Regions from separate parts of the Homo sapiens genome. Here all the other regions are linked to region 1. The links are chromatin contacts, found by Hi-C or POLR2A ChIA-PET in ENCODE. All regions are on one chromosome and are shown on one strand. Each heading gives the region's core, a stretch centred on a gene start or an enhancer-like site at or near the end of the contact. The rest is flanking DNA. Distances are from core to core; before and after follow the strand shown.

Region 1 (6,131 bases), core at 2,607-5,106:
CGATTTATTCTAGATAAGAGATTGTGTTGCCGGGCGCGGTGGCTCACGCCTGTAATCCCAGCACTTTGGGAGGCCAAGGTGGGCAGATCACCTGAGGTCAGGAGTTCGAGACCGGCCTGGGCCACATGGCAAAACTCTGTCTCTACTAAAAATACAAAAATTAGCTGGGCATGGTGATGCACTACTAATCTCAGCTACTCTGGAGGCTGAGGCATGAGAATCGCTTGAACCCAGGAGGTGGAGGTTGCAGTGAGCCGAAATTGCGCCACTGCATTCCAGCCTGGGCAACAGACTGAGACTGCATCTCAAAAATACAAACAAAAACAAAGGTAGTGGCAATTGGGGATGAAAAAGAAGGGACACTGTTGGAGACATTTAGACTATAGAATCTATAAGACTTGGTGACCAGTTGAATATAAGGAGAGGGAGGGAGCATAACACCCAGGATTCTGCGCTGGGAGGCCAGAGCTGTCTAGAGCTAGTGTTAAGTGAACAGGGCTATGGAAGAGGAGGGACAAATATGAGAGTGAGAGGAAGACAAGTGAGTTTAGTGTGACTTCATAGAAATTCCAGCAATGCCTCTACTTCCTCTAGAACAATGTCCAGACTCCATGGCTGCAATTTGGATTTAGTATTTTGGTTTTTTTTTCCCTTAAGAGACAGAGTCTTACTCTGTCACCGCGGCTGGAGTGCAGTGGCACTATCATAGCTCACCTCAGCCTTGAACTTCTGGGCTCAAGGGATCCTACCACCTCCACCTCCCAAGTAGCTAGGACTAGAGGTGCGTGCCACCACACCCGGCAAATTTATTCCTTTTTTTTTTTTTAAAGATGGGGTCTCACTATGTTGCTCAAGCTGGTCTTCCCTGATCTCAAGTGATCCTCCCACCTTGGCTCCCAGAGTGCTGAGATTACAGGCGTGAGCCACCACGCCCAGGCAGTGGCTGCACTGAAAGCCCTTCAAAGTGTGCCTCCCTCCTAACTCCAGCTTTGTCGCACCCCACCCCCTCCCCCTTCTCAGTCCAAACTCCCATGCCCGGCACAACTTACACCCTCCCTCTCAGACACCACACCTATGCTCAAGCTTGCTCTTTTTTGGAATGCTCTTCTATCAGCCTGTAAAAAACCTGCCAACTCTAAAAGCAAAGATTTCTGAAATCCAATGCAAAAAACACTAACCATAATAAAAAGCACGGAACTATTGCACTGTGTTAAAATTAAGAATTTCTGCTTGTCAGATGCAGTGGAGTACACCTATAGTCTTACTATAGCTACTTGCGAGGCAGAGGCAGGAGGATCACTTGATCCCAGGAGTTCGAGGTTGCAGTGGGCAATGCTGGTGCCTGTGAATAGCCACTGCATTCCAGCCTGGGCAACACAGCAGAGACCCCATCCCTCAAAAATATAATTTGTTTCAAAAGACACCAGTAAGAGAGTGAAAAGACAAGCCATGCCTTGGAAAAGATATCTGCAAAGCATATATCAAAGAACTCCATATCCAGACTGTAAAGAACTACAAATCAATAAGAAGACAGCCCAATTTTTAAAAGTTGGGAAAAGAACAGGCACTTCACGAAAGAGGACGTTCAACTAGCCAACAAGCACATTGAAAGGTGCTCAACATCAGGAAAAATGCAAATAAATACCTTAATGAGATACCACATTCAGCCAGAACGGCTACAATTAAGAAGACTGACAACAAAACTCTTGTGTTGACAAGGATAAGAGGCACCTAGAACTCTCTCATATTGCTGGCAAAGGCGTAAATTGGTACAATCATTTTGAAAAACTGGCAATGTCTACTATCACTGATCATGTGCATACCCTCCCTACACACTAGCAATTCCTCTCCTAGAAATGTGTGCAAGTGTCTACAAAAAGAAACATGTAAGAATGCTCACTACGGCTTTGCTAATAATAGTCCAAAAAATAACAACCCAAATGCCCGCCAACAGTGGAAAAGATAAATTGTGGTATAAACATACAACAGAATACTATTCAGCAATTAAAAGGCTACACACAACATGGATGAATTTCACAAAAATACTGATAAAGTAAAAAAGCCAGACACATACTGTACATACTGTATTATTATATTTAACTGGAATTCAAGAACAGAGAAAACTGATCTATGGTGATACAGTCAGAAGAGTGATTATCTCAATATGTAAGGATGTAATACTGATTGGGAGGGAGCACTAAGTGTGCTAGAAATGTTCTATATCTTGATTTGGGTAGTGGCGACAGGGGTGTATACCTATGTGAAAATTGTTCCCATACTGTATGTTACACCTCATTAACAAAAAAAAAACTTTTTTAACATGGAAAAAAAATTCAAGTTCAAATGCCACCTTGTCCATTAAAGTTTTGCCAGCTGCAATGAACCTTTTCATCAGGGCCTCCTTAGCATTCTGATGTCATTTCTTTATGCCATTTTATCACACTCCATCTTGAATCTCAGTGGAGTCTCCTTATTTCCCTAAATATATGTTCATCTTCCTGGTGGCAGTGACCATGTCCTTCACCTTTTACCCACTCAGTGCCTGACAAATAACAGGCTGAAAAGATATTTGTTGAATTACATGGAAGAAAAAATTGGGTGAGTTCCCAGATGGGTGAAAGTGGGGACAGGCAGAGGAAGGAAGGCCAAGAGAAGGACAGAGGAGGTTTCCAAGGAAACCGTGGCTCACACTGTAATTTTACCTACTTCCTGAAATCACATTAAATGTCACCTTGAGTGGCAAAAAACAAAACACCAAATCCTACCTAGGCTGAAAATAAATAAATATCACACTCCCTCACTCGCAAGAAATCCACCAAATAAATGCTACCTAATTCTGGGTGTTTCAACAGTGGATAGGAAAACCGTTCAAGGAGAATAATTCACATTGCCATGCTGCTAAAAATATCACCTCCTTAGTGTGGTGCAAAGAGTCCAGACTGCAAGTCAGCCGACTTAGGGCTGAATTCTAACTCTGCCCGAACTTGCTGTGATCTGTGGCCAATCCCTTCGCCTCTCTGGGCCTCAATTTCCTCATACGTAACAACAGGGGATAGATTAGCAAAGTCCCTTTATGTTTTGATATTCTGAGTATACAATCCATAGCTCTCCCGGTGCAAACCAGGAATACAGCAAAAAACCCTGAAATACATGTAAAAGGCGCCTCAGACCAACAAACAAGCACGATTTGAAGAAGTCATTTTGTTCTCTTTCACGGTTTAATCAGTGTTTTTGTTTGTTGTTTGCAGCCTTACCATGATTTGCAGATGTCTGAGTTCCATGTAAACAGAAGTTAACTCTCTGCGGGCTGTCATCTTCTTTTGAGGGTGAGAAGGGTCTTCCCGTTGGGTTTCAAGTCTCGGGATTCCGAAACGACCAACTCAGCGGGCGGGTTTGTGAATTTGCGCACACTGCGCGGCACACTGGAGTCTAAGTTACAGAGGAACCGAGTGCAGGGGATGCTGGGATTTGTAGTCCCCGGGCCTCTTTGTGGTGCGCTGGGATCTGTGGTCCCCCGAGTGCGCCGCTGGAATGCTGGGAAATGTAGTCTCTGTCGCGTCGCACAGTGCAACTCAGCTGCCGTCTCAGACGGCTAGTGTGCTCAGTGGCTGGAGCAGGTCCCTAAAGCCTCTGCAGATCCGAAGCCAACCCTCCGCTGGGACAAACTCTAGGCAACAACACCAGATGAATATTGTGTCCTATGGGACTTCCCGGGGAGGGCCCTTCCCATTGACGTTAACAGTCCCCCTGCGAAGCCGCTGCGCGCTCCTACTGGCTGGTTGAGATGCCAATCGCCAAGGCTGGCTTTCCATTGGTTCCAGGAGGGCACTGCGAGGCTAGGGGGAAGGAGAAGGGATCAGAAGCGGGAGCTGAGGGGAGAGAGAGGCCGGTCCTGGTCTGGCCGCTGCGGCTGCTAGCCCGAGGTCTCCAAGCCGGGCTGCGGCTCCATCCTCGGCTCCTGGGCACCGTCTGCGAGGCTCCGCCGACCAGAGTGAGAAAGCCGCGGGCGGCGACCGCCGCATCATGTCAGCCAAGGACGAGCGGGCCAGGGAGATCCTGAGGGGCTTCAAACTGTATCCGTCCGGGAGCGGGGCGGGGCCGGGAGGACTTGGGAGGCGGCCGCTCACTGAGGAGACTGGCCGGGGGCGGGGGCCGCGCCAGGTGGGCCCCACAGAAGAAGGGCCGCGGGAGGGGAGAGGAAAGGAACAGCGTGCCGAGCACCCGGCGGGACCCGGCGCGAGAGGCGCCCCAAGGGGCGTCCTGAGGGAGGAAGGGGACGTTGACGGGAGCGCCGGGGGGTGGCGGGTGGAGACGGGGGAGCCTGGGGGACGGGGCTGCGAGAGGTGCCGGGCGTCGGAAACGCTGTCGGAGAAGCCGGCTGGGTTCCGATCCCCGGCCGGGACCCAGAGGCCGGGATGGGGCTGCGGCCCGCGGAGAAGGGCTGAGGGGGCGCGGTGGGCTGATCTCGAAGCCTAGAAGCCTCTTTGGCTATAAGCCTACCCGGGGAGCGGGGAACAGTGACTTGGAGCGGGCGACCTTGTGTGGGACAAATACCAGTGCTTTTAAAACTCTCTCAGGTCCCCCACCGCACCGCACCGCACCCCACCCCCGTCTGGTTTCCACAACTTCTCTTCCAAACTTGTGGCTTCTTCCAGGACTGGAGTAGTTGGGGGAGGTGGGGAAAGAGAAGTCCAAGATCGACCTCGTCTTAACACTCTTGGCCTTCTCAGGCATTGGTCACTGCTTCCCCCTCAGCGCCTCAGTTTTCTTTCCAGCAAGATGAGGACCATAGGCTTAGGTGTGGGGTGCCTCGCGCTGGGACTCCTAGCCGAGGTGTCTTTGCTCGCTCCTGTCGGTGCGGTTATGCCTAGCTGTGGTGGAGCTGTCCAGCAATGGTGTGATGTCGCTGGGGCCACGGTAGGATAGAGTGGGGTAGAGAAATCATTGCCTCGGGCCTGTTGTGGTGCCCCTTTTGCATCCTCTCCGTAAGGAAGCTTTGTGTTTTCGTGGAGTGTGTTAGTCTGTCACCATATGATGCAGATGAAAAAATGCAAACTTGGATATTCAAATTTTCCATTCTCCTGCCAACTTTAATCTCTTCATGCATCCTATCTGTAATCTATAGTACGAACGTTCTTAAATTGCTCCCTCAGTGAAAAGGTAGTCACCACTTCAGGGCTCCTCCCTTGGAGGTTTAGTAAAGCACTGTTTTCTTGGTATTCTGTTGCGTTTTCACAATGTCCATGTCACGCTTGCAAATTTAATTGCTTTGCTATAATCAGAAACCAAGTTGGTAATACATTTTAGACCACAGTGCAAAAAGGAAGTTTTGGATGTACAAGTGAGATTTTTCGAATGGAAATTGATCTATGCTTTTTAAAAAAACTAAAGGCTGTATCACCTTTGCATACTACCATCTGTGATAAACTTTCAGTACTTTCATGTTTTGGTTTAGTAGCAGCCTCTTTTATAGCTCCATGTGCCTTTCTGTGTTTCTCTCCATAATGGATCAAATAGGTATATAGGGATGACTGAAGTGCTGGAAAAGCTATGACATGGATTTTATTTTTCCCTCAAATAATTTATACTATTAACATCTAACAATGTAATAATATTGCTACTTAACATGCTTTGTAGACAGTAAACCGGAAACTGGAGAATTGAGAGATTTCAGAAGCAACGTTTTCATCTGATTGGAAATACCGTATTGCTGAAAAGAAGAAAGGCCTTTTTAATGGCTTTTGAACAAAGCAGAAAAGTTTGAGCTTCTCACCTTCAGTCTTAGCTCTTGAACCTGTTGAGAAAGAGGATAAGAGACAAATACGGAAAAGAGTTTCAGAAAGCAGAATCTGTGTCAGCCCACTGGAAGGAAAAGCGAATCAACCGATTCAGTGATGTTAGTGCATCCAGAAACAGGCTTTTGGGAAAAGCTTGACCTGAGCTGATTAAATCCTGAAGCACAAGGGAAGCAGCCACATCAAAAAGTTAGCATGAGAGCAGTGGCGTGCTCATCCTCTGGTAGCCTTTACTGGGCATTTGTGGAGTAAGAGAGAAAAGAAAAGCAGGAATGTTAAGATATGCTACTACCTTCAGGAAAAAGTAAAATTAATGTTTTAGTAAGAAACTGACTA
Region 2 (6,131 bases), core at 1,299-3,798, 6.3 Mb before region 1:
CTGCAGCTCTGCTTAAAACTACAGCTGGCTGGGCGCGGTGGCTCACGCCTATAATCCCAGCACTTTGGGAGGTCAAGGCAGGTGGATCACTTGAGGTTAGGAGTTTGAGACCAGCCTGGCCAACATGGTGAAACTCCATCTCTACTAAAAATGCAAACATTAGCCCTACTAGGGAGGCTGGGGCAGAAGAATTGCTTGAACCCAGGAGGCAGAGGTTGCTGTGAGCCGAGATCATATCACTGCACTCTAGCCTGGGCAACAGAGTGAGAGTCCGTCTCAAAAAAAAAAAAAACAACAACAAAAAAAACAAACCCACAAAACTGCAGCCACCTATGTCCCTACCTCCCCAGCCTCCAGGTCCCCTTCCCGCCTTCCTTTCTGGGCAGCATCATCATCTGACATACCAGACTTGTTCCCTTACTGTCTACCTTAATAGAGTAACAGAAGTATGGCTCCATGGGCATGGGGGCTCTGTTTTTCTCACTGCCCTGTCACCAATGTTGAAGCCCATGGTTGCCACACAACAGGGGCCTGATTTTTATAAGATGACAAAATAAATGCCACAGAAAGTACAAATTCCCTGAAAGATCCCTCACTAAGTAAAATTTATCTGTATATCTTTTTACTAATATCCAAAACCTTCGAAAGCCTTTAGAAAAATGTGTAGTAGTAGTCCTGCCTGATATTAATTTATCTAGTTTTTAAATAAACAGTGCTTACACCAATCCACATGAAAACCCAGATACAATGACTAACTGTGGCTGTTAAGCCACTGAGTGTGGACAGAATGTGCATTAGTTGAAATGAAGCATCTTTTCTGTTCAAAATCACTCAACAGGCTGTGCCCTGTGGCTCACGCCTGTAATCCCGGCACTTTGGGAGGCCAAGGCGGGCAGATCACCTGAGGTCAGGAGTTCAAGGTCAGCCTGGCCAACACGGCGAAACCCCATCTCTACTAAAAATACAATAAAATTAGCTGGACGTGGTGGCACGTGCCTGTAATCCCAGCTACTTGGGAGGCTGAGACAGGAGAATCGTTTGAACCCGGGCAGTGGATGTTGCAGTGAGCCAAGACTGCACCACTGCACTCCAGCCTGGGTGACAGAGTGAGACTCCATCTCAATTAAAAAAAAAAAAAAAAATCACTCAATAGGTACAAGGCTTTGACAAGTTTGACTCGCCATCCTTTACCACTCTGGTACTAGTATTAATAGTCCTAGGAATCCCCCAGCCCGGCTTGACTTTGCATGTGCCCTTATATCTGTTTTTCTTTCCTATAAATAAGCATCCAAAGTACCTTAGGCTAGCTAGTGTTTGTTGAGCGACTGTAGCTCTTCAATCTGCTGCTGGGCTGAACAAATCTATTTTGTTCAGATTAATACTTTACACATTCCTTTGCTTCATTATTTGCTGCTTCCTTAAAATGCTATCAGTATTGGATGAGCAGGCTCAACTTTGTTAGCTTCATAACCAAAAAATAAAAAATCTTGGGAATCTCGCTCCACTGATTCCCTAGGGGATATTTTCCCAGATCCCTTCACTTTGTTCCAACCAAGGTAGAATGCCAAATGTGTGTGCTTTAGGCCTGGACCCCCTCATATTCTAAGCATGGGTAGCGAATGAGCTCACAAAAAGGAAAAAGAGGGGTCTGGAAAGAAGACACACAAACCAGAAAATGCATACCCCTGCCTCCTGCTCTTCTCGGACTTAACTAGTATGGATACCACGTGCTTCGGGTCTCCGCGCTTCTCAGCGGTGGCCATCCCGTTTCCTGCAGCTGGGCCAGCAGTCTGGGAGAACCCTTGATTCCCTTTCACCTGCCCCAGTGCACCAGCTTCCTACCAACGCATCCGTTTCTGGGCGCACACCACATCTCTCTCCTAGGTTGTTACAAGATCCCCAACTGGCTTCCCGGCTTCCTCTCGTCCCATGCCTACCCGCGCCCCTACTTTCTAGGAAGCAGCCAGAAGGACTCCTTCAAAACACTTAAATTGCATCGCCCCGTGATCAACTTCCGAGGCCCCATAAGGCTCCGAATGAACCCCAAAGTTCTTCCCGGGCTCAGGGGCTCTGCCGGTTCACCTCCGGCAAGTCCCCTGCCCTTCGCATCTGCTGTGCCCTCTTCCTGGCAGGCTCTGCTTCCCCAGAACCTGCAAACCTCACCCCTGGAAGTCACTCGGGTTTCGGCCCCAAAGTCACCTCTCCGTGGGCCCTTGCGGGGCCACAGCTCGCACCCGCTCCTCCTTGAAGCTCGCATCCCTGACTTAGGCCGACCTCGCGGACATCCCCGCGCGGGACGCCCCACGCGAGAGCGGCCACAGGCCGGGAGCCCCCTTCGTCCTCCCGCGCGGGACAATCGGCGACAGGCGCCGGCCGCTCCCCAGCCCTGCCCTAAAGGCGCGCACCTCTCCGGCGAGTTGTGTTTCCCGCAGCCGCTGGGCTGACTCGCCGCGGGTGCCGGCGCATCCCTCCCCGGCGCCACGGCCGCCTCCATCCCCGCCCCACTGCTGCCGGGCATCCAGCCTCCTTCCCGCGGAGCGCTACGGGCCCAGAGCGCCGGGGAGGAGGCGGGGCCGCGACGCCCGGGCGCGTCCGGATTGGCTGAGCGAAGCACCCCAGCCAATCCACCCGCTTCAGAGGGCCGCCGAGCCCCCAGCGGGGAGGCGAGGCTGCGCTGGGTCAGGTGACGGGTGGGGGCGGGGCTTAGCGCGTCACAGAGCTTCCCGGGAACCGGGCGCTAGAAGCCGCGTCTCCTGGGCCGGCGGATCCCCGCACTTTCACTTCCGGGGGAGCCCCGTGACCTTTGCTGTCTGCGGCAGGGCCGCCATCGGGCCGCGGCCGGTTAGTCGGCGTAAGAGCAGGCGGGGCCCGAGCTGGACCTGAGGAGCAGAGGCGGCTGGGCAGTCCTGCGGGTGCCTCCCTCTAGCCGCATGAGCGCGGGACCGTGCACTCCGGGAGAGCCGGGGCCGCGCGGCCTTGTTCCCCGCGAACCCTCGAGGGGAAGTGCCGGGGCCGCGGCAGCAGGGCCAGGGCCCCGGGGGTCTCCCGCAGGCCACCCTGGACAGTGATGAGCAGGTCCGCTGGACCTGCGCGTCCGTTAGTCGGAGCGGCTCCATAGGGGACCTGGATGGCGTGAAGTTAAGAGTCACGCATCGAGGATGGACTTGAGGGGATCTGGAGTAGAGGATGGGAGGGCATTGAGAAAATAGGGCCAGAGATGAGGGACTCTAAGTGGGCGTGGAAACGCAGGAAAGATTAATTCAAGATCTGTTTAGGCCGTTAAATAGGAATTGGGGCATGAGGGACAGGAAGGAAGCAAGGATTAGACAAGTGACTGGGAAGATGTTAGTGCCTTTATCTGGGTAAGAGGGAAGACGGGAGGGGGAAAGATGATGGGTTTAGCTTTGGACATGTTGAGTTGTCTGTGAGACAGTCACAAGTGTAAACATCCACCAATGGTTGGTGTCCCGCCAACCATTAAGAAAAGTCAGTTGAGAAAGTGGTAGAAATGAGCAAAAATCCTCACGAAGCCATCCTACCGTCACTTTTTTTGTTGTTTTTTGTTTTTTTGGCATAATAGTGTCTACCTTTAATTGAGCCTTGAACTATGCCAGGCAGTGTTCTAGGTATTTTTCGTGTGTTCACTAATTTAATCTTGATGATTAACCCAGTCTGGTAGGTATTTATGTATGAGGAATCCAAGATACAGAAAGGCATCTTGCCCAAGTTCACACGAGTAGTGGCTGGAGCCAAAATTCGGTTTCAAGCATGCTTTGCCAAGAGGTTGAATTTTAATTGGCTTTTCATGGGCTTTCTCTATTTTGTGTCCTGTTGGGGTCCAGAATAACTTGGCTTTTCCAGCACAGCAAATCTGCAAATTTCTGGACTCATTCTCTCTCATTCTTCCCTATAAACGCAGCTCATTTCTTGCCAAATGCAGCCAATAGCAAAGGGCCCACCAACATTTAAGAAGCAAATGGATGCACAGGAGCATGAGAACAGTCAAAAGAGGAGGAAAGGAAAGGGAATTGAGAAGGAATGTCAAAAAAGTCAAGAAGACACATAATAGTGTAAAGTGTGGCTGAGAGGCAATCCGAAGTCTACTGTGCGTAACAATTAGGAGGCACTGATAAACTAGCGAGAGAAGTCTCAGTGATGGGAGAGGCATGGAAGTTAGAATGCAAAGATGGGATATGAAAAAATGAAGAATGCAGTCAACTCTTAAAACGGTTGAGAAAGGAGGAATTAAAAAGGCGTATAAGATTACAGGCAAGCTGGGCGCGGTGCTTCACCCCTGTAATCCTAGCACTTTGAAAGGCTGAGGTGGGTGGATCACCTAAGGTCAAGGGTTCGAGACCAGCCTGGCCAACATGGCAAAACTCCGTCTCTACTAAAAATACAAAAAGTAGCCGACTGTGGTGGTGCATGCTTGTAATCCCAGCTACTGGGGAGGCTGAGGCAAGAGAATCACTTGAACCTGGGAGGTGGAGGTTACACAGTGAAGCTGAAACCATGCCACTGCACTCCAGCCTGGGAGTCAGAGTGAGACTCCGTCTCAAAAAAAAAAAAAAAAAAAAAGATTAAGAGCAAATAGAGACTGAACATGTTCATAGGCTAAAGGGAGTTAGCCAACAGGACGTGCAAGGAAGAGGAGCCAAAGTCCTGGAGGAGACGATAGGGGATGAAGTTAAGAGTAAAGGTGGCTAGGGAAGTTGATAGGCATGGGGAGAATTCATTCTCTAAATCTGTTTGGAAGGCTGTAAGGATAGGAGCCCAAGGACAATGGACAAAGTGACGATTCATCCCAAGCACTCCTTGGGCCAGTTAGGCAGCAATAAGGTTTGTGTTTCCAGGTGAACATAGTGAGTGTAGTGGTGGAGTCAGACAAGATAGTGTCCAACATGGCTGGTGATACCCCGAAAGAATTGAGTACAAACATACAGAAGCCCAGGTGCTGAGGTAGCCCAGCTGAAAACAGTTTAGGGTACAACACGCAGCAGCAGCTACCACCATTCCAAGTATACTGGTCACACATGCAACAGATGACCTACCAAGATGTCTCTAATACAAACACAAGTGCCCCATAGTGGCCAGACATTTGAGGAATGGCATCTCCATGAAGATAGTGAGAGGTGACAGCGTGCTGGCAGCCCTGGCAGCCCTCGCTCGCTCTCGGCGCCTCCTCTGCCTGGGCTCCCACTTTGGTGGCACTTGAGGAGCCCTTCAGCCCACCGCTGCACTGTGGGAGCCCCTTTCTGGGCTGGCCAAGGCTGGAGCCGGCTCCCTCAGCTTGCAGCGAGGTGTGGAGGGAGAGGCGCGAGCGGGAACCAGGGCTGCGCGGGGCGCTTCTGGGCCAGCTGGAGTTCCGGGTGGGCGTGGGCTTGGCGGGCCCCGCACTCGGAGCGGCCTGCCAGCCGGCCCCGCCGGCCCCGGGCAATGAGGGGCTTAGCACCCGGGCCAGCGGCTGCGGAGGGTGTACTGGGTCCCCCAGCAGTGCCAGCCCACCTGCGCTGCGCTGGATTTCTCGCCGGGCCTTAGCTGCCTCCCCGTGGGGCAGGGCTCGGGACCTGCAGCCTGCCATGCCTGAACCTCCTCACTTCCATGGGCTCCTGCGCAGCCTGAGCCTCCCAGACGAGCGCTGCTCCCTACTCCAGGGCACCCAGTACCATCCACCGCCCAAGGGCTGCGGAGTGCAGGCGCAGGGCAAGCGGGACTGGCAGGCAGCTCCACCTGCAGCCGCAGTGGGGGATCCACTGGGTGAAGCCAGCTGGACTCCTGAGTCTGGTGGGGACTTGGAGAACCTTTGTGTCTAGCTCAGGGATTGTAAACGCACCAATCAGCGCCCTGTCAAAACAGACCACTCGGCTCTCTGTAAAAAGGACCAATCAGCAGGATGTGGGTAGGGCCAGATAAGAGAATAAAAGCAGGCTGCCCGAGCCAGCAGTGGCAACCCGCTCGGGTCCCTTCCACGCTGTCAAAGCTTTGTTCTTTCACTCTTTGCAATAAATCTTGCTGCTGCTCGCTCTTTGGGTCCACACTGCCTTTATGAGCTGTAACACTCACCACGAAGGTCTGCAGCTTCACTCCTGAAGCCAGCGAGACCACGAACCCACCGGGAGGAACGAACAACT
Region 3 (6,131 bases), core at 1,283-3,782, 6.2 Mb before region 1:
GACTACCAGGTCTCTGGCTGACCTTGGGAATGCAAATGAAGCAAAGAGTGAAAAATAAAAGCACAACTGCTTGAACATGAGTTCAGCAGGCAGTAACCTAGGAAAGTCAGAATGAAGAGTCCCACAGAACAGCAAGCACCAGGGCCACATGCAGCTCCCTGAAGGAGGCTCAGGGAAGCCTGGGGAGAGAGATCCTTCATGCACTCAAAGGCCAACCACCAAGAAACTCTTCTGCACCACTACAGCCCGCAGGCTACGCTTAACGCTTTTATACCCCCAATCACGCCACGATGAAGTCTTCTCTGTGGGCAGAAGACGCTCCAACATTCAATTCCACTGAAGAGTCAGATTGCTGGTTTACTATCTTCAAGTCTGTGACTTGCAAGATATAAAAGAATGTAACACTGGTGCTTTGTTTTCCATAGAAAGTAATAAAAAATGTACTTCTCTAACATTCTAAGAAATCTAATATAGTGACCATCTATTTTTCTATCGTGTGTATCATTTTCACACGCCACTTTAAGAATAAACCCAAGGCCTAATTTGGGAATGTTGCCATAGCTGTAAAATTAAATTTAAACCAAAGGATTCTATCAAAAAGTAAGTCTTCAAACTGTCAAGAGGCTAGCTGAATACCTGCAGTTGCTTCAGAATTCTTTTCCTTCTTCAATATGCTTCAACTCTTGAAGATCTGGTTTAAAACAAAACTTCCTCTTTCCTGCAAATTACGCTCTAAGGCAGCATTTCGGTAACAGATCAGCTGTTCTGAACAGCATTCTCAGTTTCTAAATTCCACAAGTTGTAATTGGCCCAGTTAGGTTCCTCCTCTGGGTGGGACCTGCTTTCAGACAGCCCGGAGAAGAGCATCTGGTGTGCAACTTACTAGTGCCATCAAGTGATATTTACTCAGCATCCCTGCAAGCAATGGCAAAACCAGGCCATGTCACTTGTGCAGGGACACCAGGGGCCAGTCAGCTCAAGGTGAGGGGGCTACTTATTTACAATTCCTTCCGAATGGAGACGTCTCAATCCAAGCATAAAGGATGGGACTGCGGGTCACTAGGGGACACTCAACTTCCCCAGCCAAAGGGGCCCCGATCAGGGCACAACAAAGTCCACATCCCACTCTTCTACAGAATGCCAGTGCCCAGGAACCTCCTGCTCGGCACAGGAGTACGCTGGTTGACCGACCATCTTTGGAGCCCAGCCCCTTTTACGTTCAGCAGTAAACCTGCCCCTTCCTGCACTGCCTACTACCTGAAAGGCAGGTATGTCCAGGTGGGGGGTCCTCAAGCCCCACAGCACTAAGCTTGGTGTGATTCTGTCTCTCAATCTCTCTCTCTCTCCCACCTCTATGCTCCCCCTTGCCTTCATCTCACTCCTCAGCCAGGATTCCTCTGCACCAGGCAGGCCAGTTTCCTCTTTGTTCCTTCACAACACCCTGTTCATTTCCAGAAGCTTCTATTCAGTCTGATACCCAGGTCTAGAATGCCCTCCTTCCCTTCACAAACGAATCCTACCCCTTCCTTAAGGGGAAGATTCCTACCTACATCCCAACATCTCCTCCTCCAAGAAGCTTTCTCTGGCTATTCCAACCCATCCTGCCCCCACTTCCAGGCGGTCGGGAATGCAGAGTGGGGGGACCCAATTCTCTCCTGTGACAGATGAGGAAACTGAGCCCAGGGAGGGGAAGGCCACACCCAAGATGACACACCAGCAGAACTAGGTCTGGAACCAAGACTCTGCTGCACTAATTGTTCCAAGATGCCCTTCCTTCCTCGTCTCCTTTGCTGTGGTAAAAATTTTCCAAACTAGCCTGGCCGCCCCCAGTTGTAGGTAAGCGTCCATACTTACTCTTCCCGCTGCAGGTACGAGGACCGGGCGCGAGTTGTCACTCCCCTCACCTCCCCCGCTCCTCACGGCCTAGCGCGACTCCTGCCCCGATCGGGAGTCCAGTCCCGGTTTCTGCGGCCACGTCGGGCCGGTGACCTTGGCCAGGCGCTGGACGCCCCGCTTCCTCCGTACAAGGCAGGCAGCCGATCCCGCGAGTGGGGCGTGAGCGCGGCCAGGTCTGTGCCACGCTCGGCCCAGGGCCTGGTTCACACCAGGTGCTCGGCGCGGGCCGTCCCCCGCCGCCGCCGCCGCGGTCACTCACTGCCGGGCGAGGCCAGCGCCCCGGCCGCCGACGCCGCCTCCGACCCCCGGCTCGCGGCCCGCGGCCCGCGGCCCCTTCCCATTCACGCCGCTCGGCCTCGCGTCCGGGTGCCCGCGCCCGCCAGGCCCCCGGCGTGAGGAACCCGGCGGGCCCGAGGCGGCCCCGCCACCGCCCGCGCCCTCCGCCCGGCCCGCAGGCCAGCCCGTGCACCGGCGGCCGCACCTCGCCCCGCCGCAGAGCCGCACGGTCGCTCCTCACCTGGGCTCCCCGAGACAGGCGAGGCGGGCCCGGCGCCCAACACCATGCCCGGTCCGGGCGGCTGCTGCGAGACGCGGCCCCTCACAGCCGCACCGGCTCCCGGCGGCGGGACCGGAAGTGGCGGGGCGGGGACTCGGCCGCTCTCGCCCGCGGCAGCCGAGACAGCAGCGGGCGCTTTAAAAAAAAAATTCAAAGTCGCGAAAAACTTTATTTGGAACCAGACACGCGAACAGCGGCGTGCGCCGATCGGGACTGGGCTGGGCGACGGGCCTCTCGGACCTCGCTCATTGGCAGAGGGCGCGGCCAGGGGGCGGGCACGGATTTCGCAACCGCCGCTGATTGGCGAGTAGCGTTAGGGGCGGGGATTCCGAGTTGGCTCTGGAGCCCGAGCGCCGGAGGGCTGGGGGTTTTGCACCTGGTTCCAACACGGGTTCACTTCGTGGTCTGCAGGGTTTAGGGGCACGGAGGAGCCCGGGCTATCCTTCCCTGAAGGAGCGGCCTCCGTGGCTGGAGCTCCCGCTGTCCAGCGCCGCACCTGGAGTGCAAAGGACTGGACAGGCCCCCGCAGCCTGCAGTGCAGGCGGTGAGGGAGACCGGGCGGTCAGACACGCAAGCCACGACCAACCCCAAACCGTGTGCTGCGCCCACAGGCCCCACTGTTCTTGTCATGTCCCTTTTATTCCTTCTTTTCTCTCTTAAATGTGTTTAAAGTACCTTAAAAATCCATTTCAACTTGTCCTCTTTTGGGCGCCCAGATTCATCCCGCGCCCATTAGCGTCCTGTGTGATTGACGAGGGGCCGTCCTGGGCGTCAGGCAGGCCCCTGGAGGAGTGGGCCATTAGAAAGATGAGGTTCAGCATGGAAACGGTCAGAAAGAGACAAGGAGTTAGACTTTCATTTCGAAAAACCCCACTGAGAGGTTTCTAACAGTGGAGTGACTATCAGGTTTTCTTCCTAAAGGAGGCTGGCGGGCCCGGTGGCTCACGCCTGTAATCCTAGCACTTTGGGAGGCCAAAGTGGGAGGATCCCATGAGCCCAAGAGTTTAAGACCAGCCTCCTGATGGTGGCAAGACCCCATCGCTACAAAAAAAGAAAAAAAAAATTAGCCGCGTGGTGGCGCGCGCCTGTAGTCCCAGCTACTCAGGAGGCTGGGATGGGAGGATCACCTGAGCCCAGGAGGTTGAGGCTGCAGTGAGCCGTGATCGCACCACTGCACTCCAGCTTGGGTGACAGGGCAGACCCTGTCCCCATAATAATAATAAAGGCTTTGGCTCTAAGTGAGTCGGTGGGAATGGAGTCAGGAAAACTGGTCAAGAACACAACTCAGCCGGGCGCAGTGGCTCAGGCCTGTAATCCCAGCACTTTGGGAGGCCGAGGCAGACAGATCACCTGAGGTCAGGAGTTCAAGACCAGCCTGGCCAACATGGCAAAACCCCATCTCTACTAAAAATACAAAAAAGCCGGGCGTGGTGGTGCGCCCTTGTAATCCCAGCTATTTGGAACGCTGAGGCAGGAGAATTGCTTGAACCCAGGAGGCGGAGGTTGCAGTGAGCTGACACTGCACTCCAGTCTGGGTGACACAGCAAGACTGTTTCCAGAAAAAAAAGAAAAAAGAAAGAACACAACTTGTGTTATTTCTTGTGTTTGGGACCATGTCTCTCCCTTTTTTGCCCGGCTAACTCTCAAGTTTTCCTAAGCTAAGACACCAACTTCTGATAGGCCTCAAAGCCTGGGGGTGGGGTGGGGCAGTGCAGGTGCCCTCTGTGTCTTCCTTGGAGCCCTGCACTTCCCTCTTCCTTATTGTCATGGCCTGTTTCCCTGACTAAGCTCAGCTCCTCAGCCCTCCTCTTCCTTCTTCCTCCAGCGTCACCTCCTGCCACCCCCTTTCCCATCCTGGAACATGCAGGTGATTAAAACACATCTGCTGGATAGAGATTGCATGCGCTGGCGGCATGAGTCCTGGTGAGAGGAGATAAGGGCTTGAAGATTGCAGTGTGTGAAGGTGCAGCCGGAATGGCGTGAGCACTTGTCTTACTCATAAGCGTCACTGTCTGCAGAATGGATTGCACCACACATTGGCCCACGTAGGCCCAAATTCCACCGCTGTGGATGAATGAAGTCATTTCTAGCTCCATTTCATGAGGCTGCCTAATTCTTTCACTAAGACTTATTTAGGACTTCCTAGTTTATTAACTCAATTAATCCAAACAATAACCCCATGAAACAGGTATTATCCCCATTTTATAGATGAGGAAACTGACACAGAAGTTAAGTAGTCTGTTGGCAAAAAAGGTCAAACTGTAAAATATTTGAAGAGATTTTATTCAGAGCCAAATATGAGTGACGAAGGCCTGAGTCACAGCCTCAAGAGGTCCTGAGAACATGTGCCAAGGTGGTTGGATTACAGCTCGATTTTTATAAATTTTAGGGGTGTCAGAGGCGTTTGAACCAGAGCAACTCCATCTTGAGGCTAAGACCTACTGGGCTACATTCCCAGGAGGTTAGGCATTCTAAGTCACAGGATGACATAGAAGGTTGGCACAGGTACAGGTCACAAAGAGCTTGCCGTTAAAAGGATGCCATTAAGAAGCCGGCCAAAACCAAGATAGCGACGAAAGTGTTCTCTGTTCATCCTCACTGTTCATTACGCACTAGTTATAATGTATCTGTTGCTAAAAGACACTCTCACCAGTGCCATGACAGTTTACAAATGTCATGGCAAAGACAGCAAGTTATCCTATGTGATCTAAAAATGGGAGGACCCCTCAGTTCCAGGAATTGCCCAGCCTTTTCCTGGAAAACTCACGAATAATCAACCCCTTGTTTAGCATATAATCAGGAAATGACCATAAAAGTGGCCAACCAGCAGCCCTTGGGGCTGCTCTGCCTACGTAGTAGCCATTCTTTTATTTCCTTACTTCTCTAATATACTTGCTTCACTTTACTCTAATGGATTCCTCTTGAATTCTTTCTTGTTTGAGATCCAATAACCCTCTCTTGGGGTCTGGATCAGGACCCCTTTTTGGTAACAGGGGGACAGAAGTTACAGGCAGACACCAATCAATACATGTACATTAGTTCAGTCTGGAAAGGCAGGATAACTGGAAGCAGGGAAGGGTAGGCAGGAGCTTCTGGATCATAGGTAGATTCAAAGATTTTCTGATTGGCAATTTGGTTGAAATAGTTATTGTCTAACGAACTGGAATGAATAGAAAGGAGTGTCTGGGATAAGATAAGGTGTTGTATAGACAAATGTTCTTATGTAGATGAAGCCTCCTGGTAGCAGGCTTCAGAGAAATAGATGGTAAGTATTTCTTATCAGACCTAAAAAGATGCCAGACTCTTGGTTAATCTCTCCTGGATCAGAAAAAGATCTGGAAAGGGAAATCTACAGAACGTAGATTTTCCCCACAAGAGACAGCTTTGCAAGGCCATTTCAAAATATGTCAAAGAAGGCTGGGCACGGTGGCTCATGCCTGTAATCTCAGCACTTTGGGATCACGAGGTCAGGAGTTCGAGACCAGCCTCACCAACATGGTGAAACCCCATCTCTACTAAAATACAAAAATTAGCCAGGTGTGGTGGCAGGCGCCTGTAATCTCAGCTACTCAGTAGGCTGAGGCAGGAGAATCACTTGAACCCGGGAGGCTGAGGTTGCAGTGAACCAAGATTGCTCCATTGCAATCCAGCCTGGGTGACAGAGCAAGACTCTGTCACA
Region 4 (6,131 bases), core at 1-2,500, 5.3 Mb before region 1:
TTACCCTTTAACTTTCATTTTTAAAATAATATTTTATAAATGCTAATTTTAAAAGTAAGCCTTTTTAGTCTAAGACTATAAGTAATCTTATAGTCCTATTATAGATTTAGAAACAGCTTAGAGAAGTATCAAACACGAAAATTCTGAGTATTAAGTTTATATTCGTCATCAGCTTTGATTTATCTCCCTTTGGGCTTCAGTTTCTTTATACATTCAAGAATATGTAAGTGGATCCCCTTCCCCAGTTCTCAAATTCCCATTTAAATGATCTTACTATTATAAGAAACAAATTCGACAGATTCCTGAAGCATTCTGATTCTGCCCATTACATCAAGCGTCCTGAATAAGAGACAGAAAATCACCACAGCTGCGTTGCAAAGACAATTCTTTCCATTTTAACTCAACTGGAAAGTATCTATTATCTATTAGTGAGCTGCTGCTTCTGGATGTTGTCTCCTTTATTTAATTTTAAAACTAATGATATAAACCCTTTTTAAGTGTCTAAGAAAAACATTAACTTTAACAGCTGCATAACTTTCATCTGTCTTACTGAAGACAAAATGGCAAGCTAACTTGACAACATTACGAGAAAGGCTTTGTGAGTTAAAAAAAGGTTACAATGGTCACATTTTTCTTGGTGTGCGTGTGAGTTGCGGTGTGTGTGTTAGTGTGTGTGTGTATACCAAGATCTTTAATAAAACCCACTTTACTACCCTCTCCCAACCCGATACTGGGAAGGAAAGATGCCTAATTAATATGAGCTCATCGGTAGGTGCTGGAGCAAAGACGCACAGGGTTTTCGGGCTCACAAGCTGAAGACACATAACAAAAAGGTCCCGGCGAGTTCGGGGAGACCGGGCCCGGTCGGAGCAGGTTGCGGCGGTCAGGGATCCACACGTCCACCTCCCACGCCCGCCCCGTGAGCTCCCAAAGCCCGCTAGCCTCAGACCCCGTTACCCTGGAAACTGGTGCCGCCCCAGGGCCTAAGACTACTCCGCAGTTTCTCCCAGCGCGACGCAAAGGGTTACCTCGAGCTCCTGGTTCTCGCACTGATCCAGCAACTTTTTGAAACTAAAGGCGCTTTCCGCCATCACCGCCACTGGCATCTTCGCGGCCGGCCTCGCCGCTGCACCGTCCGGACAGCCAAACCCCAGACTGTCCCTCAGGCGTCGCGCCCGCGATGACGTTTAAAGCCGCCGTTGCCGCCGAGCGCCCCTGCGTACCAGACCGTCAGTTCCGGGGCGCCGTCAGACATCGCTGCGGCCGGGATAGGGCGCCGCCGTTCTGGCCGGCTTTCTCGGTGCCCTGGAGGACCTGGCCGGCTCCGCGGGAAGCTGTACTCAGAGCGCGCGGCCGCCCTCTGGCAGGGAGGAGTTCGTTGCACTTTTGAGGGTTCTTCACGAAGACATCCAATACATAGAAAACAAGTAACAGCAACAGTAACGAATTTTTAAATATTAAAATTGCTGGGGAACACGACGGATCCTGCAGCTGCTCGGCTGTCCCGGTCGTCAGTGACGCTAGGGCTCCGCACCGTACCCTGCATACCGTAGGTGCTCACGAAACGTTCGTGAGTTCCCTGCTCTGAGGAAACAAGCTTAAAAACTCAGAATCTAAGGTGTGAGTCTCCGCAAACCTGCTTGTTGGGCAGCGTCCCCCGCCCGGGCTAGCCCTGCACGCCCCACCCCGGAGCCACGCTTCTCCAGCCGGGACCCCTGCCTCCTTCCAGGCTATTCTCGGAACCGCAGCCAGAGGGAATTTTTTTTTCCTTTCCTGAAACGTAGAGCAGATCTGGTTACTCTTCTGCACAACGCCCTAAAATCTAGGGCCCTTCCCATCCCTCAGAATTTACATCTAATTCTCAGCTCCCCTCCGGCTTGCTGTAGCCATCCTGGCTTTTGTTTAGCACAGCACTTACTGTTAGTGACATTATATTGTATATTATTAACATATTTGTGTTTTACATCCCTCACTAGACCCCCAGGAAAGAGGCTTTGATGTGTTGCCTGCTGCAAGGCTGGCTGCATAATTTGTGGAGCTCAGAGAAAAGTGCGGAGCTTCCTTGTTCAAAAAACAGAAAGAAAGTGCCTCTGAGGTCATAAAATATAAAACTTTCTCTTTCCTCTCAGTTTCTCTCTTTTCATAGTGTTTTTATGTGTTATTTAATATCATTCCAAGAAAAATTTAGATTTAAATTGTTAGCATGAAGTTCACCATCCATCTTTACGTTGTGCAATGCCAGTTTTAAATACTAATATAAGTGCACTGATCTCATATGTGGAATCACAGAAATTATGCAATTTGTACTTCATAGCTTATACATGCATATAGATTTTGTTTTTACCAGAACCACGCTGGTAAAAACAGATGCTGCACAAAGTGAACTTGCCCGTTTTCATCGCACTTTACGTGCACGAATTCTACCTCTACTCTCGACCTGGGACTCACCGATGCGTAAGGAAGGACTGAAAAGCAAAAGAACTATGGACTGGCCTTTTGGCATGATCAGGTGTCTAATATAAAGAAGTGCATGAATAAGAAAATATATGATATGAGTGATGGTTAATACTGACTGTCAACTTGATTGGATTGAAGGATGCAAAGTATTGATCCTGGGTGTGTCTGTGAGGGTGTTGCCAAAGGAGATTAACATTTGAGTCAGTGGGCTGGGAAAGTTCGACCCACTGTTAATCTAGATGGACACCATCTAATCAGATGCCAGTGCAGCTAGAAATGTAAAGCAGACAGAAAAATGCGAAAAGAGAGACTGGCCTAGCCTGCCAGCCTACATCTTTCTCCCACGCTGGATGCTTCCTGCCCTCGAACATCAGACTCCAAGTTCTTCAGTTTGGGACTTGGACTGGCTCTCCTTGTTCCTCAGCTTGAAGACTGCCCATTGTGGGACTTGTGATCATGTGAGTTAATACTTAATAAACTCCTCTCTCTCTCTCTATATATATATATATAAATATATATATCCTATTAGTTCTGTCCCTCTAGAGAACCATGACTCATACAATATGGTTTCTTCATGCTTCTTAAGACACCATTGCCTTCTTTCTGCCTTCGAAACAAGTTTACTCTCTTAAGGGGAAAAGTGCGGCCTTTTGGGGTGTCAGCACCCAGCTCCCTCAGTTGTAGATACAGCACGAGTACCTTGTGCTCACTTTGAGTCTTGCTGGCCTCGCAACATCAGGGGTCCACAGGGAATTCAGTGTGCATGGTGCATTATGAATGCTGTATGGAACATCAGTGGCCACACGTAGAGGCCCGTTTCCCTGGCTCATGCTCCATTGTCTTAATGGACCTCACTTACAAACCACAAGTTTACAGATAAAATTATTAAGCATTTCAAGACAGAGACAGCCATCCTTGATTTTTTTTTTTTTTTTGGCGTAATCCACAACATCTCTGTGTGGAAATGATTGTTTAGTAATTCCCTGAATGAAATGTAAAGAAAAAAAAAAACACTTGTGTGTTCCTCAAGGAACTGCCAACATTAAATAGAAGGGCACATAAGTAGTTAGCAGAACTAGAGAGATCTTGGAGTAATAAAGCAACAGAGTTTCATCCACGGCTGCAAGGAAGAGAAGGACTGAGGGCAGTATGATTCTAAGATCACTTGACAGAACTATGAGGAGCAGGATTTTGAAGCTTGTAATAATGGTCTCTAACCCTTTTCGGGCAAAGAAATATTCAATAGAAGCCCTGCTTGGCTATTTGATCATTTAAAGGGAAAACTATAATGTGAACGCTTTGGCAGGTGCTTTGGGCCTCTAAGAGGTGGAAACCTACAAAGGTGGCTGTTTGCTGAATAGGAAATCCCGGTGAGGCTTTTGATACATATCACAGGTTAGAGGTGGAGATGGGGTGTCACTTAAAGGACTAAGCTGTTCTTTGGAAGGCCAGTACAGGAATTTGGGAGTTGGAGCCTGGATGCCAGAGAGGGTAGGAGGAGAGTCCTTGGGGGGCAGAGAGGAGTCTCTGGGAGCAGTTGGGGTCTAAGGTGAGACCCTGGCCTGGACACTGGGAACTCCAAGTGGCAGTGAAGCACTGAAGCGTCTTCAGGGCTGTGATGGTTGACATTCAGTTTTAAGTTGTCACTGTACTGTGCTGGAGCCACCTTTCCCCCCAGACTTTTGATAGTAAATGAGAGAAGTGAAGGGGGACAGGAAAGAGCAGTGTGGTGTAAAAGGCTGTCATCTCCGGAGGTGCGACTCAGAAGAGGGATCGAGACTGGGAAGAAGCAAGAAAGTCAATGAGAGGCACCCACAAGGACCCTCTGTTCCTGGAGATGCTGGCTTTGGAGTGGGAAGGACTGCGTTTCTCTCTGCTCTTGCAACGAGGGATGGGGTCAGCGTGCTGAAGGGAATCATGCACTCCGGAGGCTATAGGATGGGGGTCTCAGACCCATTACCACACCTGGTCTTCTCCTTGTGCAAACTGGCCCTTGTCCCATAACTCTTCTCTGGGAGAAGCACAGTGATTGAGGAGGTTGGAAATTGTACTAGGATGGCTGATGCAGTTTGGATGTTTGTCCCCTCCAAATCTCGTGTTGAAATGTGATCCCCAGTGTTGGAGGAGGACCTCATGGGAGGTGATTGGATCATGGAGATGGATCTTTCACGAATGGCTTAATGCCATCCACTTGGTGATGAGTGAGTTTTCACTCTAGCAGTTCACGTGATATCTGGTTGTTTAAAAGAGCACGATATCTCCTCCCTCTGTCTTGTTCCCTGTCTTGCCATGTGGCATGCCTGCTCCCCCTTCACCTTCTACCATAATTGGAAATTTACTGAGGTTTCCCAGAAGCAGAAGCCGGCACTATGCCTCCTGTACAGCCAACAGAATCATGAGCCAAAATAGACCTGTTTTCTCCATAAATTACCCAGTCTCAAGTATTTCTTTATAGTAACGCAAAAATGGACTAGCACAATGGCTAATTCAAAACTCTGAAATTTGACGTTTTTTGGTCCTATTTTCTGCCCTTTCAAAGTCTTCTTCTCCATTTGCTCCTGGGAACTATAGAGTCATTTATTATGAATAAGGTCCCTGAAGAAGTGATGTCACAAGGGCCTCAGGTGTGCTCCCGCCAGTTTCACACTGGTTGCCCATTTGCTTCGGGATCACAGTTTCCATGGCTGGGTCTAGGACCACATGATCTGTCTGATTCATGTCGTGAAGAAACCACAGCAAGCATTCATCAAGTGGCCCATCTCCCTTCCTGGGGCTCTTTGGCCCATGAACCTGCTCTTGAAGCTCTGGGATGTGGATGAGTCGGCCAGTGTGGGAGAAAGAGTGGGAGAGGAGAACGGATGATGAGCCCGGGTCACCTCTGTGCCCACAACACTCCCATTGTGTCGGTCTGGATTGTAGCAGGAAACATATGGAATACTCAGTGTATTCATCTGTTTTCACACTGCTGTAAAGAAATACCCAAGACTGGGTAATTTATAAAGGAAAGACGTTTGATTGACTCACAGTTCAACATGGCTGAGGAGGCCTCAGGAAACTTACAATCATGGCAGAAGGGGAATCAGGTACATCTTACATGGAGGCAGGTGAGAGAAGAGCAAAGGAGGAATTCTCAAACACTTATAAAACCGTCAGATCTCGGCCGGGCGCGGTGGCTCACGCCTGTAATCCCAGCACTTTGGGAGGCCAAGGTGGGCGGATCATGAGGTCAGGAGATCGAGACCATCCTGGCTAACATGATGAAATCCAAAAAAATACAAAATTGGCTGGGTGTGGTGGCACACACCTGTAGTCCCAGCTACTCAGGAGGCTGAGGCAGGAGAATCCCTGGAACCTGGGAGGTGGAGGTTGCAGTGAGCCAAGATCGCACCACTGCACTCCAGCCTGGGCAACAGAGTGAGACTCCATCTCAAAAACAAACACACACACACACAGAAAAACCCCGAAACCGTCAGATCTCATAAGAACTCACTATCATGAGAACAGCATGGGAGGAACTGCCCCCGTGATCCAATCACCTCCCTCCCTTGACACATGGGGATTACAATTCGAGATGAGATTTGGGTGGGGACACAGAGCCAAACCATATCTCAGATTGGGCAATTTGAGGAAAATTTAATAAAATGGCTATTTACAAAGGTATTGGCAAGATACTG

Evidence for each region. A loop is a pair of places that touch in the nucleus more often than their neighbours do. ChIA-PET counts read pairs that join two places held with the same protein, here RNA polymerase II (POLR2A). Pooled maps may share reads with other maps.
Region 2: a map of naive thymus-derived CD4-positive, alpha-beta T cell shows a loop between it and region 1 (8-fold over the local background). The contact joins the promoter of SCLY here to the promoter of PDE6D in region 1. A Hi-C loop is called at or near these places in 1 of 168 maps with a recorded cell type or tissue (naive thymus-derived CD4-positive, alpha-beta T cell) and 7 of 50 pooled maps. POLR2A ChIA-PET finds 5 or more read pairs at or near these places in 1 of 52 experiments (OCI-LY7).
Region 3: a map of CD4-positive, alpha-beta T cell shows a loop between it and region 1 (7-fold over the local background). The contact joins the promoter of UBE2F here to the promoter of PDE6D in region 1. A Hi-C loop is called at or near these places in 2 of 168 maps with a recorded cell type or tissue (CD4-positive, alpha-beta T cell and CD8-positive, alpha-beta T cell) and 6 of 50 pooled maps.
Region 4: a loop to region 1 is called in a map of CD4-positive, alpha-beta T cell, with 9 times the contacts of the local background. The contact joins the promoter of COPS8-DT here to the promoter of PDE6D in region 1. A Hi-C loop is called at or near these places in 2 of 168 maps with a recorded cell type or tissue (CD4-positive, alpha-beta T cell and naive thymus-derived CD4-positive, alpha-beta T cell) and 8 of 50 pooled maps. POLR2A ChIA-PET finds 5 or more read pairs at or near these places in 1 of 52 experiments (activated CD4-positive, alpha-beta T cell).

What each region holds. Positions count from the first base shown.
Region 1 is chr2:231,779,007-231,785,137 of GRCh38, reverse strand. It overlaps PDE6D (phosphodiesterase 6D), which reads left to right and starts at 3,856. Exons shown (of 5, transcript NM_002601.4): 1 at 3,856-4,073. The coding sequence starts at 4,024. It also overlaps a transcript of COPS7B not described here. RefSeq lists enhancers at 3,830-4,059, 4,610-4,689 and silencers at 4,270-4,319, 4,443-4,666.
Region 2 is chr2:238,057,418-238,063,548 of GRCh38, reverse strand. It overlaps SCLY (selenocysteine lyase), which reads right to left and starts at 2,548. Exons shown (of 12, transcript NM_016510.7): 1 at 2,406-2,548. The coding sequence starts at 2,494. The region is part of intron 8 of UBE2F-SCLY (UBE2F-SCLY readthrough (NMD candidate)); the gene reads right to left. RefSeq lists silencers at 2,339-2,788, 2,929-3,138 and an enhancer at 6,098-6,131.
Region 3 is chr2:237,963,415-237,969,545 of GRCh38, reverse strand. It overlaps UBE2F (ubiquitin conjugating enzyme E2 F (putative)), which reads right to left and starts at 2,532. Exons shown (of 10, transcript NM_080678.3): 1 at 2,414-2,532. UBE2F-SCLY (UBE2F-SCLY readthrough (NMD candidate)) reads right to left here and starts at 2,601. Exons shown (of 19, transcript NR_037904.1): 1 at 2,414-2,601. RefSeq lists a silencer at 2,309-2,488 and cis regulatory regions at 4,005-4,668, 4,995-5,398.
Region 4 is chr2:237,080,940-237,087,070 of GRCh38, reverse strand. It overlaps COPS8-DT (COPS8 divergent transcript), which reads left to right and starts at 1,250. Exons shown (of 3, transcript NR_187934.1): 1 at 1,250-2,915. COPS8 (COP9 signalosome subunit 8) reads right to left here and starts at 1,182. Exons shown (of 8, transcript NM_006710.5): 1 at 1,029-1,182. The coding sequence starts at 1,106. RefSeq lists enhancers at 347-1,241, 1,052-1,601, 1,242-2,136.